Linked DNA regions of Homo sapiens: all the other regions are linked to region 1. A link is a contact called in ENCODE Hi-C or POLR2A ChIA-PET data. All regions are on one chromosome and are shown on one strand. The core of a region is the stretch at or near the end of the contact, and the rest is flanking DNA. Distances in the headings are between cores, read along the strand shown.

What was found. Hi-C counts contacts between places; a loop is a spot of excess contacts on that map. ChIA-PET counts read pairs that join two places held with the same protein, here RNA polymerase II (POLR2A). Pooled maps may share reads with other maps.
Region 2: a loop to region 1 is called in a pooled map, with 7 times the contacts of the local background. The contact joins the promoter of HMGN2 here to the enhancer-like site in region 1. A Hi-C loop is called at or near these places in 2 of 50 pooled maps.
Region 3: a map with no recorded cell type shows a loop between it and region 1 (9-fold over the local background). The contact joins the promoter of UBXN11 here to the enhancer-like site in region 1. A Hi-C loop is called at or near these places in 3 of 37 single-sample maps with no recorded cell type and 2 of 50 pooled maps. POLR2A ChIA-PET finds 5 or more read pairs at or near these places in 1 of 52 experiments (activated naive CD4-positive, alpha-beta T cell).
Region 4: a loop to region 1 is called in a map with no recorded cell type, with 5 times the contacts of the local background. The contact joins the promoter of CNR2 here to the enhancer-like site in region 1. A Hi-C loop is called at or near these places in 2 of 37 single-sample maps with no recorded cell type and 4 of 50 pooled maps. POLR2A ChIA-PET finds 5 or more read pairs at or near these places in 1 of 52 experiments (activated T-cell).

The regions. Positions count from the first base shown.
Region 1 is chr1:25,030,758-25,034,471 of GRCh38, reverse strand. No RefSeq gene overlaps it. Among named protein-coding and RNA genes, the nearest start is that of LINC02793, 8.6 kb to the left of the region's middle. RefSeq lists enhancers at 1-10, 691-750, 1,751-1,800, 2,341-2,550 and a silencer at 3,307-3,356. Within about 2 kb of position 2,116, at least 10 of the 41 ENCODE cell types and tissues checked have a DNase peak (open chromatin) inside an H3K27ac peak, as active enhancers do.
Region 2 is chr1:26,470,690-26,474,403 of GRCh38, reverse strand. HMGN2 (high mobility group nucleosomal binding domain 2) reads right to left here and starts at 1,964. Exons shown (of 6, transcript NM_005517.4): 1 at 1,777-1,964; 2 at 877-921; 3 at 672-701; 4 at 269-319. The coding sequence starts at 1,791. DHDDS (dehydrodolichyl diphosphate synthase subunit) reads right to left here. Exons shown (of 9, transcript NM_205861.3): 9 at 3,098-3,714. RefSeq lists silencers at 1,240-1,409, 1,450-1,739, 2,000-2,269, 2,154-2,569 and enhancers at 1,939-2,648, 2,649-3,357.
Region 3 is chr1:26,304,509-26,308,222 of GRCh38, reverse strand. UBXN11 (UBX domain protein 11) reads left to right here and starts at 1,587. Exons shown (of 15, transcript NM_001389556.1): 1 at 1,587-1,631. RefSeq lists enhancers at 1,257-1,346, 1,747-1,796.
Region 4 is chr1:23,911,789-23,915,502 of GRCh38, reverse strand. It overlaps CNR2 (cannabinoid receptor 2), which reads left to right and starts at 2,141. Exons shown (of 2, transcript NM_001841.3): 1 at 2,141-2,257. RefSeq lists enhancers at 1,815-2,329, 3,103-3,272.

The DNA of each region.
Region 1 (3,714 bases), core at 867-3,366:
CGGGTGGTGGGTGATCACCCCATTTAACAGACGAGGAACAGGTCCAGACGGGGAAGCAACTTGGCTGAGGCTTCAGGGCGAGGAAGTGGCAAAGCGGGGCTGAGAACCCAGGTCTGTGGACCCCCAGCCACAACATCAGGGGCCCCGGCCGGACCCAGGCTTCTAAGAATGCAGTGCTGGTCCCAGAACCTGAGAACAGGGACTTTCAGGCTGGCTGGTTCCCAAGTGTGAGTGCAGGAGGGCCTGGCTCGGCAGGGGGTGGGAAGGGGCCAGCCACTTCCTGCTGGGGCTGGTGCGGTCCCCATGCGGTGGCCATCAGAAGCTGGCCACTTCCTGGTCTGGGCTGCCTTCCCCTTTCTGAGCCTGGGAGGGAACGAAGGAGCGGAGTGAGGTGCCCTTGCGTGCTGCGGCCTGGACGACGTCTGGCCTCTTTTCATTTCCCCTGCATACCGCTTCGCTCTCCACAGCCACCAACGGTCGGAAGCTTCTGGGAGCTGACTGCCAGGTCCCCTGTCCACAGCCGAACCCCTCCTGCCTACGGGCTTCCTCCTCCCTGGGGCTCAAGGGACTCCTAGCCCTGCTGGGGGTCTGCCCACCAAGGGCCTAGAATGAGGCATTGTCGTTTGTACCGAGGCTGAGAGGTGGCCATCGGTCTGAGGTTACACGCACAGCCAATAAGTGGCAGAGCTGTAATTGGAGCTCAGATGTGTCTGACTCCAAAATCCACATCCTTTGCATATTTAACAACCCCCTGTCCCCTCAGAGGAAGTCTGACCAGAGGAGGCTTGGACGAGGGGACATGGAATGACCCTGCTAGACACTGACCTCTGAGGCCAGTGATGGGACCAGCTTCTCCTTCCTGTTAGATCCTGGAACCCAGCCTGGTGCATGCCCCAGAGCAGGTGCTCGCGACACTGGCAGAAACACAAAAGGCATCCTGACTGTTCCTGTCCAGCTCCTGACACTCATGAGCACCTGCTGCATACCAGGCCTGGGCGTGGAGACACAGGACCAAGGGAGAAGACCTTGCCCCAAGATCGGTGGCCATCTTCCGTACCAGGCTTAGTGTGGACAATGTTTAAATGCACCTCAAATTCCACATGCAAGAGAGATCCTTTAAGTCCTTCCAGCAGGAAAGCCAGACCTGGGTTGCACAGGGACCCCCTCTGGTGCAACAAGGAGGTAGCAGGGTGTGAGGATGAAGAACGTGGAGCCAGGCAGGCCTGGGTTCAGATCCCAGCTAGACGAGCCTAGGGTGGCCTTGGGGAAGTGACTTCATGTACCTCAGTTTCCTCACCTGTAGAATGGGAATCAAACCATAGAAAGTGCCTTACAAGACCTCCCTTCAACCCACTCTGGATTAACAAACACTCTCCCTGTCCTTTGAAAGAGAGGCTAGTAGATGCCACAGCTTCCTGAATGTTCCAGGCAGGCCGGCCGCTGCTATTCCCACCTAGGCGGCTCCTCTGACTCAGTGAGGCTTCTTCCCAGACCTGCAGCTGCTGGCTGTAGTGGCCGAACCAGGGAGACCAGAATGTGAATGGGAAAGAGAGTCGTGTCACAGAAAACCAAGAAAGGACTTTGCAAAGGCCCAGTTATAGGCGAGTTGTCAACGGAAGAAAAAAAAAAAGTGCTGCCAAATGAGGTGTGGGCAAGACAGCCATAAAAGACTGGGGAAGACAATAGTTAAAATCCGTCACAAACTTTCATTGAATTAGGTGTAGACTAAAACTGGAGGGAGGGGGTGATTATTAAAAATCCAGAGGGAGTCTAGGGAGTCTGTGCTCAGATGGCTTCACAAGCATCTCTAAGGTCCCACTCCGCTTTAAAGGACTCCTAATGAGAGCCATAAACGCTGCTGCACAGGTTGGTTTTATGCAAGAAAAACAAGGTAGGACACCAGCTGGGGGCCTCAGTCTCAAAGACAGCCTTGGCCCTGCATCAGAAGATCATCTCATAAAAGTACACGCGCACGTGTTACGTTCAATAAAATGCCTACTTTATGTATCATATGATTTCCTGCATTAATTTTTTTTTCTATTAACCAACCACTGGTTTTGCTCTCATTGGATAAGAGGCTTCTGCTATTAATAGCACTTACCTCACTGGGCGGATGTGAAGGCTGAACGAGGTACCGATGCAAAGTGTCTGGCGCGATGCCTGGCACACAGTAAATGTTCAGCAAATATTAGCTGTAATAATCATCTCCAAATCCAGAACTCTCACTTGGCAGATGAGAAAACTGAGTCTCAGCGGCGTGGAGTGAGCGGGCTGCAGACCAAGGCCTAGAATCTGCAGCCCGTGTGAGAATCGCCCACATCTGAAACCCAAGCCTGCGTCTCCCCAGGGCCTCTCTCGTTGCATATTTTGGAGGGGGTGTCACTTCCCTGAGGAACGTCAGGTGGAGGTCACGGGAGCAGTGGTGGGTCCCTCAGCATCCTTCAGGATCATTGCACCCCAGCCTCCCACTGCCCATCCTACTCGGTGGAGGTCTGAGTTTTCCCTCTGGTTCAAGCTTAGGGTCAACCCTAAGCTTGTCTCAGTGACTCTCTCTGTGTTCACCGATCTTGTGTATTTTTATCTCAGAGGCTTTCATTCGTGTCTTTAATTATTTGTTTCAATGTCTGTCTCTCTTCTGAACGACTGGGAGTCCCCCGGGGAGCAGGCCTGATTCATCTGGAAACCCTGAACCCAGCCCAGTGCCTGGCTCCAAGCAGGGGCTTCACGCGTGTTTTTTGAACAAGTGAGCAACGGAACAAATGTGAACAAGTGGGGGTCCCCAGTGTCTCATCGTCTCTGCACCAGACTTTCTGGCCAAGGTTGTAGCAGAGAGAGGTTCACACTTTGTCTGACTTTGGAACCAGCCAAAAATGCCTCCAGGATTCATGGATTCCCTGCCATGGTACAGGCCCAGCAGCTGAGGCCCTAGCCTAGTGCCCAGACCCCTCCCGCTCTTTGTTTTCCTCCTTTATCCCTCCAGCCTCCATCCCTCCAGCCTCCATCCTTGTATTGCTCCAGCCTCCATCTTTCCATCTCTCCAGCCTCTATCCTTCCAGCCTCCATCCTTTCATCCCTCCAGCCTCCATTCCTCCCATCCCGCCATCCTTCTATCCCTCCAGCCTCCACCCTCCAGCCCCTATCCTTACAGCGTCCATCCCTCCCATCCCTCCATCTTTTCAGCCTCCATCCCTCTAGTCTCCATCCCTCCAGCCTCCATCCTTCCATCTCTCCAGCCTCCATTCCTCCAGCCTCCATCCCTCCATCCCTCCAGCCTCCATCCCTTCATCCTCCATCCCTCCAGTCTCCATCTCTCCAGCCTCCATCCTTCCATCCCTCCATCTCTCCAGTCTCCATCCTCCTCTTCCTAGGGAGCCTGAGAGTGTCTGGCAGGGCAGAACAGACCCTGGGAAACCCAGCCCTGGAGTGAGGCTCCCCTCCAAACCGTGAATGGGGTGTGGTTTGGGGCTTTGTCTCCTCTGAGTCACCTCCATGGTGTGGTGGGGTTGACTCAGACAGAGAGTGAGAAGGAGAACTTGGTTGGTCCTCCTGGTTTCCACAGGTCCTGAGACTGGCCAGGGTGGGGCTGGGTGGGGTGGGAGGACAGGGAGAGGCCCACACTGAGGAAGGTGTTAGAACCACACACTGGGAGGACTGACATGGATCTCAGGTCCCCGGGAGCATCTAAACCCCACACTTTCTGCTCTGGAACAGTGA
Region 2 (3,714 bases), core at 715-3,214, 1.4 Mb before region 1:
ATAATCTTTAGTACTTAGAATTTCCTAAGTAACAGAAGAATAAATTAGTTTAAACCCTGGGGTATTTAATATTTAAATGCAGATTTTCCTATAAACTAACAACAGAATTCTTGATCAGGAAACCAACGTTATGAATGACACGGACGAGGTAAGCTATCCACACAGTTTATAACCTCCATTAATGGAGGCACCATTATGCTAATTAAGTTAAGGCACTAAGGACAGTCCTCATTCTGTGAAAATGATCAGTTCCAATGTTAGCACTTACCTTTGCAGGGGCCTTTTTAGGCTTGGGCTCTGGCTTTGGAGGAGCAGGTTTCTTTTTTTGGCAGGAAGAGAGGAAAAAGTGAACATCAGTACAATGGACTGAAGAAAACCACCCACAACCAACCAAAAGTACCAAGGGTAGAGAAGTTTCTCCTCCTCCTCAAAAGTTTTTGTGGTTGGCTTTCTTCTAGAATGTTGGATTTCCAGAAGCCCACTCAAATGTCCCACTTTGGCTACAGGCATCAGAATTTCAGAACCAGCAAAACCCAAAGGGGCAAGAGTCCCAAGTAGAGGCAATGATTCAAAACCAGGCACTAACCATAATTCATGGAAGCAAAGGGAATTGTTTTTTGATGTTTTTTAGTTTCAGGGACAAGCACGAAAATTCAAAAGCATACACTTACAGCAGACAACCTCGCGGATCTTCTCTGTGGCTATTAAAGACAACGAGAAAGTTAGAAATAGGACAGGTAAGTCGCTTTGAAAGTTTGGTATCAATTTGCTCTAGATTATAGGAGTGTAAATTCAGGACACAGGTTACGGTTAATCACCGAGTCCAGTGGCCTCTGCTAGTCCAAGGCTTTGACCCTTGAAGAGAGAATGACTTACTTCGTCCTTCACCTTTGCTTTATCTCCCTTAGCATCCCCTTCAGCCTATAAGAAACAAGAACAAAAAACTGCAGATTTTGAGGTGGTTCTTAATTACTTCCCAAACTTTAGAGTGCTAAAAATGAAAATTAAAGCAGTCGTCCACACAACTTTTCTAGGACATAAATGAGTGAGCCCGACGTTCGTATAAGAACGAAGCGCGCGCAGGAGCTCCGGCTCGCCGACCCCGAGAAGCGAGGGCTGGACCGGAGCGCAGCCGGGGAGGGCAGCGGAGCCCGCACCACCGCGACAGGCAGGAGCAACAGCTGCAGATGGCGCAAACAAACCCCCTCCGGAGGCGGAGCCCAGCGCCGTTGCTATGGCAGCCGTCGAGGGCGGGAGAGGGAGGCGCGCGCAGCCCGGGGAACTCGTGGGCGGCGACAGCGCGCGTCTCGTGCGCGGGGAACGTGGGCGAGGGGGCGGGGCCATACCGCACAAGCCCCGCCCCTCACGGCGGCGGTTTTTTGGCGGCAGCGCTTTCCCCCGCCCGCCAACCCCGAGCGCCGCCTTCCCGCCCTTTCGGGTTTGAATTGCCCGCCCGCAGGGAGGGGAGGGAAGGGGCCCTCGCGATGGGGGAGGGGGCACGGGGCGGGGGCGGCGAGCCCGAGGAGAGCGGGATAAACAGCCGCCAACATGGCTCCTCCCGCCGCGGCCGCCGCTCCTCCAATATGGCCTCTGGCGCCCGCGGGCAGCCGAGCCGCTCAGGGTTAGCCCCGAGCTGCCCGACACCGTCTCCAGCCCCCGCGCGGGGAGGCTGCGCTGGCTCCTGCTCGGCGCCGATTCTCGCTCCCTGCACCAGGGAGGCGGCGGCGGCGGTGGCGGCAGTGGTGGCCCGGCGCCTGGGGCCCTCGCGCCACGTACCTTTCTCTTGGGCATGGTGGCGGCGGCGACGGCAGCGGGACGTAGGTGCTGGACGCGGGATGCAGCGGCGCGCGGGCTTTGGTCGGTCCGGGGGTCGTTCTCGCCTCTTCTTCACACTGCTCGGGCTCCGGGGGGTTTATAAAGTTTTTATAGCGCTGGGAGCCCCGGACCGGTTAGAACCGGATTTCACCTCCCGCCGCCGTTCATTGGCCCAGCTGGGGTCACGTGGGCGGGGTTTAAACTCACCTCCTCTGGAGGGAGTGAGGAGGGGGGTGTGTGGGGGGGGTAGTGCGCGGAGACGGCGGCGCGCCGAGGGGGTGGGGGCGCAGTCGGGGTGGCGCGCGTCGAAGGCAGTAAATGAGGAGGGGTGCGCGAGTCGGCGGGCTCCGGGTTCCGGCTCCCGCCAAGAGCTGTCTTTTGCAAACTAGCAAGTTCCTTCCACCTTATGCAACCCAGCAACCCACTTCTCCAAGCCGTGCGACACTCACGGCGCATCTCAGCGGCTTTCCTTCCTGCTCCCGCTGGGGGCCCCAGAAGAGGGGTTTGCGAGGCCTGGCTGCACTGCCCTGCTCCTCTGGAAGCAGGAGGAAGCGCGCGGCTGGAGGCACAGGCTGCAGTTCCCAGAGCCCAGGCTGACGCCAAAGTGGGAAAAAGGCGGGGAAACCAGCTTGGCGCAGCCGGACGTGCATCCTTCCGAGCTGCCACTTCGGAGAAGCCTTTCGTGCACCTCACCTGAAAGACGGTCCCACTCGAGGTGGGCTAGGGGTTTCAGGGGGAGACTTTCCATGCAGAGGTGCCTTTTGGGTGCCGTGGGTCAGGTAGGAGCTGTCCTTTCAGCACCCGTTGCGCAGCCGCCTCCCCAAATGCTATCGAAGCCCCCACCCCCAACTCCTCTCGGGTGGCTCCCTTAAGGTCCCTGTATTCCCAAACCTCCAGACCCCGCCACAGTATGGTGGAGAGCGGCCGTCGAGGTCTACCAGCACTCACTTCCCCCTACACTCTACCCCTCTCGGAGACATTTTGCCCAGCTGCCCAACCCGACGCGGCCACCAAGCCTGGGCACTGCAGCCGCAGCTGGCGAAATCCCTCCTTCCACACTGTCAAGCTGGCTGCCTTTCACTTGCGCGAGGAAAGGAGGGTGGAGGAAAGCGCCCGGGGATTAGGAAACAAGTAGAGGAACAGGTGGTGTGATGGCAAAAGGGCTCTTCCGGTGCCCCCTAGTCCAAAGCCAGGGTCTTGGAGCTAGCCAAGTGCACCTGAGGGAGGGTAGGCAATTGCAGCAGCAAAAGAAGGTGTTCTTCCGTTGCAGTTAGCAAACAAGTTTTACATCTAAGAATCTTTAAAAATTCTATTTGAGACCCAGCACACAAGAATACGATAGATGTCCTCAAATGGGGGCTTGGCTCACAGGTGGAAGGACACTAAATTGGTCCCATCTGATTTCTTGAGGCAAGGGTTGAACCTGGCTTGCACAAATCACACCTGTCCAAAGCAACCACGAGTTCTACTATTTTGCAGCCCTTGCTGCTGGGCGACGACGACGACCTCTCTGCCTCTTCTTTCCACCACTACATCGCCTCCTGGGGCAGCTTCTCCCTACTCCACCCTGTGTACCTTTCCCAGAATACAGAACCTCAGGCCAAAGAGAGATGCCAGCCCCATTAATCACCTCTACTGTACCCCAATCATATTACGGAAAGTCAGACCCAGGAGACAGGACTCAACAGCCACGCTCATAGGGCAGATTCCGTTTGCTGCCTCCAGCCCCTCATTCCCGCCTTAATTGTAGGGCTCTGCATTATAGCCGCATAATTCATGCCTCCCTAATTATGGCTGTCAACAGCCCCATTGTAAAGCTGTAAAATGTACAGCACCTGCTCTCCAGGAACCCTGTGCCAGGGATTGGTAGAGGGGAGTGCCAGGTGTGGATGGGGGCTT
Region 3 (3,714 bases), core at 338-2,837, 1.3 Mb before region 1:
CGATCTCAGCTCACCGCAACCTCCGCCTCCCAGGTTCAAGCGATTCTCCTGCCTCAGCCTTCCTGAGTAGCTGGGATTACAGGCATGCGCCATCATGCCCGGCTGATTTTGTATTTTTAGTAGAGACGGGGTTTCTCCATGTTGGTCAGGCTGGTCTCGAACTCCCGACTTCAGATGATCCGCCTGCCTCAGCCTCCCAAAATGCTGGGATTACAGGCGTGAACCACCACGCCCGGCCCTCATCTGTAAATTTCATGTTACCATCTGGTACTTGGCACTCAGTAGTAGTAGCTCTCTTTAGCTTCCAATTTGCATATAAAGAATGCTGTCCACTTTGGGAGGCAGAGATGGGCGGATGGCTTGAGCTCAGGAGTTTGAGACCAGGCTGGGCAACATGGCAAGACCCCGTCTCTACAAGAAAATACAAAAACTAGCTGGGCGTTGTTGTGCACACCTGTAGTCCCAGCTACACTGGTGGCTGTGATGGGAGGATAGCTTGAGCCTGGGAGGCGGATGTTGCAGTGAGCAGAGCCTACCCTTCCCTGAATGTGGTAGGCTAGAAAGTCAAACGGAAAATTAAAAAAAAAAAAAAAAAAAAGCAACAGAAAAACACTCTTGGGTTGTGCAGAGAAAGGGCTTTTGAACCTGGGCACAAAGAAGTGAGTGCCTGAGATCAGAAATCATAAACTCCCAGACCATCACAGCTGAAAGGGTGAAGAGATGATGATGATGATTAACAGCAGGAAACGTTTTTGAAAAAGTGCTCTCTACAGGTGTTTCTGTTTCGGCTTTCCCCTTTAAAATCGTGTACTTTGCATTACCTTATTTAATCCTCACGGCAACCCAGTGGGGGTAGGTATTATCACTGTTTTACAGATATAAAAACTAAGGTGTATAAAGTGCCCAAGAACACACAGTAAGGAGCCAGGACTCCTAATTCCAAAGTTCGTGGTCTTAACTGCCTTTAGCTGTTTTGGTGACTGAGTCTAATCCAACACAATTTTACAGATGAGGCTCTGGGAGGGGAAATTGTCTTACCCAACTCTTAACACAAGGGAACTAGAATTTGGGCCGCCCTTCCGGGCGCCAATCTGGTCAAGGATTTGTCACAGAAACTCAGATTTAGGAAACATTTATTAAGTACTTGCATCATTGCAATCCATCCTCAAAGCAGCCTCCGTGAAGTATTACAGTACTTCGTGTTACAATACTGATCATATGGGGAAATAAGCTAAGAGGGATAATTCCTCCCAAGATCAATTTAGCAAAATAGCGGCACTGTCGGGATCACACATTCAGGTCCTGAATGTGAGGCTGCCAGCAGTTTCATTAACCTAATCCCAGGCTCCTTCCTCCCGCACCTGAGGGTAGGAACGAACCACCCCCCCCCCCCACCCCGCCCCGGACCTGGAGCCCTCTCAGAGCGGTGCATTCTGGGATTCGCCCGCGAAGAATACCGACTCTGTGGGCCAATAGAATCCGAGCACAGGCGACTGTATCCACCTTCGCTGTCTGCAGGTTGCTCAGGCCTCCCTCAAACTAGCCAATGAGAAGTGCACGGGTCCTGGTCGCCTAGGAAACCGCGTGACAACAAGATGGCGGCGCTGCGGGACGGCTAGCGGCCCTGCGTGGTGAGTCTGGCTTAAGACCTTTCTGCCCCTGGAGTCCCCACGCAGGCTGGAGCCCGAGCCCCGAGGGCCTGCGAGCTCCGCGGCTCCCACAGGAGAGGTTCAAGACCCTGCTTACCATGACTACGCGTGGAGGCGGAAGGAGGCGACACGGCCTCCAGGGCTGGGTTAGATCGTGATAGACGTCGCTCCCTGAGCGCGTCCTGGGGGCATTAGGGAGTCCTGGCAGCGGGCCGGACCGTGTCCCCGCCAGAGCTCTGGGCTCTGGGGATGACGGAGAGGCCGAGGAGGTGTGAAGAAGAATGTTGTGAGTCAAGCACAGCACTGAGTTTGGTTCCAAAGATGTAGAGGCATGGTGCAGAGATTTGCTCTCAGAGCCAGGTCTGAAGTGGGTGACAACTCTGCCTTAAGGACCTTTTGGCCTGAGGGGTAGTCACAGTCCTGCCCTTGGAAGCCCCAAAGTGAAGGAGTTAGGCGACTGTCCTCAGGGCTCCCTAATCTGAAGGAGAAAGAGATATGCCCCTGCCCTCAGGAGTCCCCCCAAACGGACAGGGAAATGCAGCCTTTGCCTTCAGGGGCCCTTGTAATCTGGGAGAAGATTAACCTGGAGACAATGTGTCGGACTGGACTGGAGTGACACTGGAAGTAGGGAAGTCAGTTGGGAGCCATGTGACAGCCCCCAGAATGGGCAGTGAGAGTCCCACTAGGACGGCCGACGGTGGCCATGGAAAGGGGCAGCTATATGTGAGAGAGTTTAGCCTGCAGGGTTTGATGTAAGAGGCAAGATGGCGTAAGAGGGAAGGAAGGAGAGAAAAAATGTGGTTGGGTGATGGGGTCCCATTAAGAAGGGGGAAGTGGGAGGAAGTGAGTTTGACGAAAATGTTGGATTTGGTTTAGGAGTTTTGTTTTTTTTTCCCATGACAGCTTTATTGAGATATAATTCACGTATTACATACTTCACTCCTTTAAAGTGTAAATTTCAATTTTTAGTATATTTTAGTATATATTCCATTTATATGAAATGTGCAGTGTGGGCAAGTCTATAGAACAGAAAGTAGATTTGTGGTTGCCTAAGGCTGCCTTGGAAAAGGGGTGGGGGCTGGAGGGTAAATTGGGGGTGACTGCCAAAGGGTACAGGGTTTGTTTAGGCTGACGAAAATGTTCTAAAATTGTGATGGTAGTACAGCTCTGTGAATATACTAAAAAGAAAATTACACTGTAAGAAGGTGAAATATGTGAATTATATCTCAAAGCTGTTTTATGAAAAAGGTTGCATACTGTATAATTCCATTTGTGTAACTTTTTTGAAGTAAGAAAATTATAGAGATGGGCCAGGTGGGGTGGCTCACGCCGGTAATCCTAGCACTTTGGGAGGCTGAGGCAGGAGAATTGCTTGAACCTGGGAGGCGGAGGTTGCAGTGAGCCGAGATTGCGCCATTGCTCTCCAGCCTGGGCGACAGAGCGAGACTCCATCTCAAAAAACAAAACAAAAAAAGTATTGAGGGGAGCTGGGTGAAGGATACAAAGGATCTTTCTGTACTATTTTCCTAATTTCCTGTGAATCTATAATAATTTTCAAATAAAAAGCTAAAATATAAGTGAAAAACAAACTGAAGGGGAAAAAAAAGAGTTAGCTGGCCAAGGGAAGGGTGCAGGTAGGAGTGGGGAGACCGTTCTGGGAGTGGGGGGATTGAGGTTGAGGCAGGGGGGATACACATGCATTTGAGGCATTGCTAGAAGTTGAGGTGGCTCAAGTGTGGGAGGCGGCAAGATGGGAGATGAGGTCAGGAGACATAAGCAGGGACCAGGTCACCTATATCAAGGAATTATGAATTTTTTTTTGAGATGGAGTCTTGCTCTGTCACCCAGGCTGGAGTGCAATGGCGCAATCTCTGCTCACTGCAACCTCCGCCTCCTGGGTTCAAGCAATTCTTCTGCCTCGGCCTCCCAAGTAGCTGGGATTACAGGTGCCTGCCACCAAGCCCGGCTAATTTTTGTATTTTTAGTAGAGATGGGGTTTTGCCACGTTGGTCAGGCTGGTCTTGAACTCCTGACCTTAGGTGATCCACCCTCCTCGGCCTCCCAA
Region 4 (3,714 bases), core at 892-3,391, 1.1 Mb after region 1:
CTCTGTGGCTCAAGCATTTCTCATGCCTCAGCCTCCTGAGTAGCTGGGACTACAACTACGCACCACCACACCCAGCTAATTTTTTGTATTTTAGTAGAGATGAGGTTTCACCATGTTGCCCAGGGTGGTCTTGAACTCTTGATCTCAGGCAGTCCATCTGCCTCTGCCTCCCAAAGTGCTGGGATAACAGGCGTGAGCCACCACGCTAGGCTGAGCATTCTAATCGCACATAAGCAACAAGTAATTTTTAGTGCCTGAATGTCTCAACTATTGTTGCATTACCTCACATACTTATTTTTGTGGTGAGAACACTTAAAATCTACTCTCCATCATCTTCAAGAATATAATTCATTGGGCCAGGTGGGGTGGCTCATGCCTGTAACATTTTTTACTTGAAGAATCTTGCAACTCTACCTCAGGGGCAAAATCTTTCTTCATTGGCCCAGATCAGGGTCTGGGGTGTGGGGAGCAGTTAGTGAGAGGATCTGATGAGATAATCATAGGCCATGAGTTTACAAGGGCAAAAACTTTGCCATAATCATCTCTGTATCCTTAGAATATAATGGCGTCTCATTAAATATTTTATCTGAGAGTGGGTGTGAGGACACTTGGAACTATATCAGATACCATACCTGAGTACATCCAGCCCAGGACTGGACATTAGGGACATACTCCCTAATAAATATAAACTGAAGATAATGTTTAGTTTGACTCACATAGCATTTTTTAAAGGTGTGACTTTGGGCTTTACATTCTAAAATTGGCAACTGGCTGAGCATGGTGGCTCATGCCTGTAATCCCAACACTTTTGGAGACTGAGGCGGGAGGATTTGCTTGAGCCCAGGAGTTCAAAACCAAGCTAGGCAACATAGTGAGACCCCCATCTATACAAAAAAATTAAAAAAAAAAAATAGCCAGGTGTGGTGGCACATGCCTGTTCTGCCGGCTACCTGGAAGGCTGAGATGGGAGGATCACTGGAACCCAGGAATTTGAGGCTGCAGTGAACTATGATCGTGCCGCTGTACTCCAGCCTGGGCAACAGAGCGAGACCCTGCCTCAAAAAATTAAAATAAAATAAAATAAAGTAAAATAAAATAAACAGGAAGTGGCTGGGCGTGGTGACTCACCCTGTAATCCTAGCACTTTAGGAGGCCAAGGTGGGTGGATCACTTGAGGTCAGGAGTTCAAGACCAGCATGGTCAACATGGCAAAACCCTGTCTCTACTAAAACTACAAATTAGCTGGAGGTGGTTGTGTGCACCTGTAGTCCCAGCTACTCAGGAGGCTGAGGCAGGAGAGTTGCTTGAACCCAGGAGGCAGAGGTTGCAGTGAACCGAGATTGCGCCATTGCACTCCAGCCTGGGCAATAGAGCGAGACTTGGTCTCAAAACAAAAACAAACAAACAAAAAACAAAACACACACACACACACACACACAGGAAGCTATCACATAAGTCAAGATTTCTGGTATCTCTTGAAAAATACAGCACAACTTCCAAATGCTTGGAATATCTGACAATTTGCCTATACTCCCAAGCAGAAAAGCTTGGCTGGAACTAAGAGGTACCTGCCCCTCTCTACTGGCCCAGATCAGGGTCTGGGGTGTGGGGCAGATACCTCTCAGCTGGGCCAGTAGAGAGGGTCAGGTACCTCTCAGCTCCAGCCAAGCTTTTCCACTTGGGTCCTGTGTTCCCCCTATTACCCACAGTCCCTACCACTCCCTATTGCCCCACACCAGGATCCATCACCCATTATGTTAATCTGCCTGTAGGCATTTGCATTTCAAAGCTCTGGCCTAGTGGTGAAGAGGCATTGGAATGGCATGTCCTTTTAGGTGATCTACTGTAATGTTGGTGCATTATCCCCATTTTACAGATAAAGAAACTTGCCTTTGGGGAAGTTAAGTGAATCAACATTTTAACGAGGCTGTATTAGAACCCAAGTCCCTTGACTCCAGGGTCTAGGCCCATGCCCCACCCTGGCCAGAGTTCGTTGTAAGAGATAACTCAACCGCAGGGGCAAGAGCATTGTGGCACCAGGGACCTGGAGGGGAAGTGGTAACAGGCACGGAAGGCCAGACCTCCTCACACTCACTCATCTGTGAGAAAGTACAAAAGCAAGAGAAAGCTGGCTTGGGGTGGCACTCAACAGGTGCTCTGAGTGGCACCCACGGCCAGGTCCTGGGAGAGGACAGAAAACAACTGGGACTCCTCAGCCCCCGGCAGCTCCCAGTGCCCAGCCACCCACAACACAACCGTGAGTAGCTTTTTTTGTTGTTTATTTTAGGCTTCTTCCTCATTCCCCAACACCTGTATTCTTTTTTGTTTGTTTGTTTGTTTTTGAGACGGAGTTTTGCTCTGTTGACCAGGCTAAAGTACAGTGGCACAATCTCGGCTCAGTGCAGCCTCACAGGTTCAAGCGATTCTCCTGCCTCAGCCTCCCGTGTAGTTGGGATTACAGGTGTGCACTACTGCGTCTGGCTAATTTTTGTATTTTTAGTAGAGACAGGGTTTCACCATGTTGGCCAGGCTGGTCTCGAACTCCCGACTTCAGGTGATCTGCCCACCTTGGCCTCCCAAAGTGCTGGGATTACAGGCATGAGCCACTGCACCTGGCCAAAACCTGTATTCTTACCTTATCCCTTCCCTCCAGGGACACAAGAAGCCAGGTGGGCCTGTCTGGGGCAGGGGATAGATGTCATTTCAGGACACCTGGGGTTGTGGAGGACCAGTCGCAGGAAAGTTCAGGGCTGGCATCCCCCTCCTAGGACCAAGAATCAGGACTTTGGCTTTCATTTCATTACAGAGACAAGAATCACACACACAGAGATGGCCTTACTGTGTGCCAGGCGCTGCCCTAAGAGCCTTTAGTGGTTGGATTTATTTAATCCTCACAACAGCCGTATGCAGTAGGAGCTATCACTGTTGTCCACTTGATAGGTGGGGGCTAGGTGACCCACCTGAAATCATGCGGGCATTGAATGAGAGCATTGGCTTGAGCCTAGGCACTCCGGCTTCGCGGCCCACCCTTCAGCCACCAGGCTATCCTGCCTTACGAGGTGTGGACTGCAACAGTAGATGGGGGCCAGGAAATGACAGGGGCTGGCAGAGGCCTTTGAGATGACCAGGTGAGTCCTGCGCTCTCATTTTATAGATGGGGAGACCACAAGGTAGTGTTAGGGGCACACTGGACTCAGGAGGCCAGGGGTCTGCTTTGGTGTAAGTTCCACTCAGCGGAGGGAAGAGCAGTATTTTCCAGTGTGCCCTGGGGTCAGCGTCCAGGTCTGAATCCCAGCTCTGCCACTGGTAGCTCGATGGCCTAATGCAAATCACTCCATTTCTTTCCTGCTCAGCTTCCTCTTCTGAGAAACATGGGCCTGAGAAGGTCACTCACAGGCTTGTTGCGAGTCAACTGTCTGATGCGGGCACAGGGCGGGCAGCAGCACAGGGCTCGGGAATGGCTGTGGTGGAGAGTTTGATCTTCACCCCATCTGCTCTTGCTGTGGATCTGAGATGAGGATAAAATGAGGCCTGGCTGCTTTTCCCTGGAATGAGTGGCAAGTAGACACGTTGGCAGCATGAAAACCAGGATGGAGGCTGGGGAGAAGTTCAGGGAGAGCTCAGGAGGTGGAGTCCCAATAATCCTGGCCCCAGCTCTGTAACCACCTTGTGGCTTACCAGAGTGACCCCCTAACCTGCGCTGGGCAGGTGAAG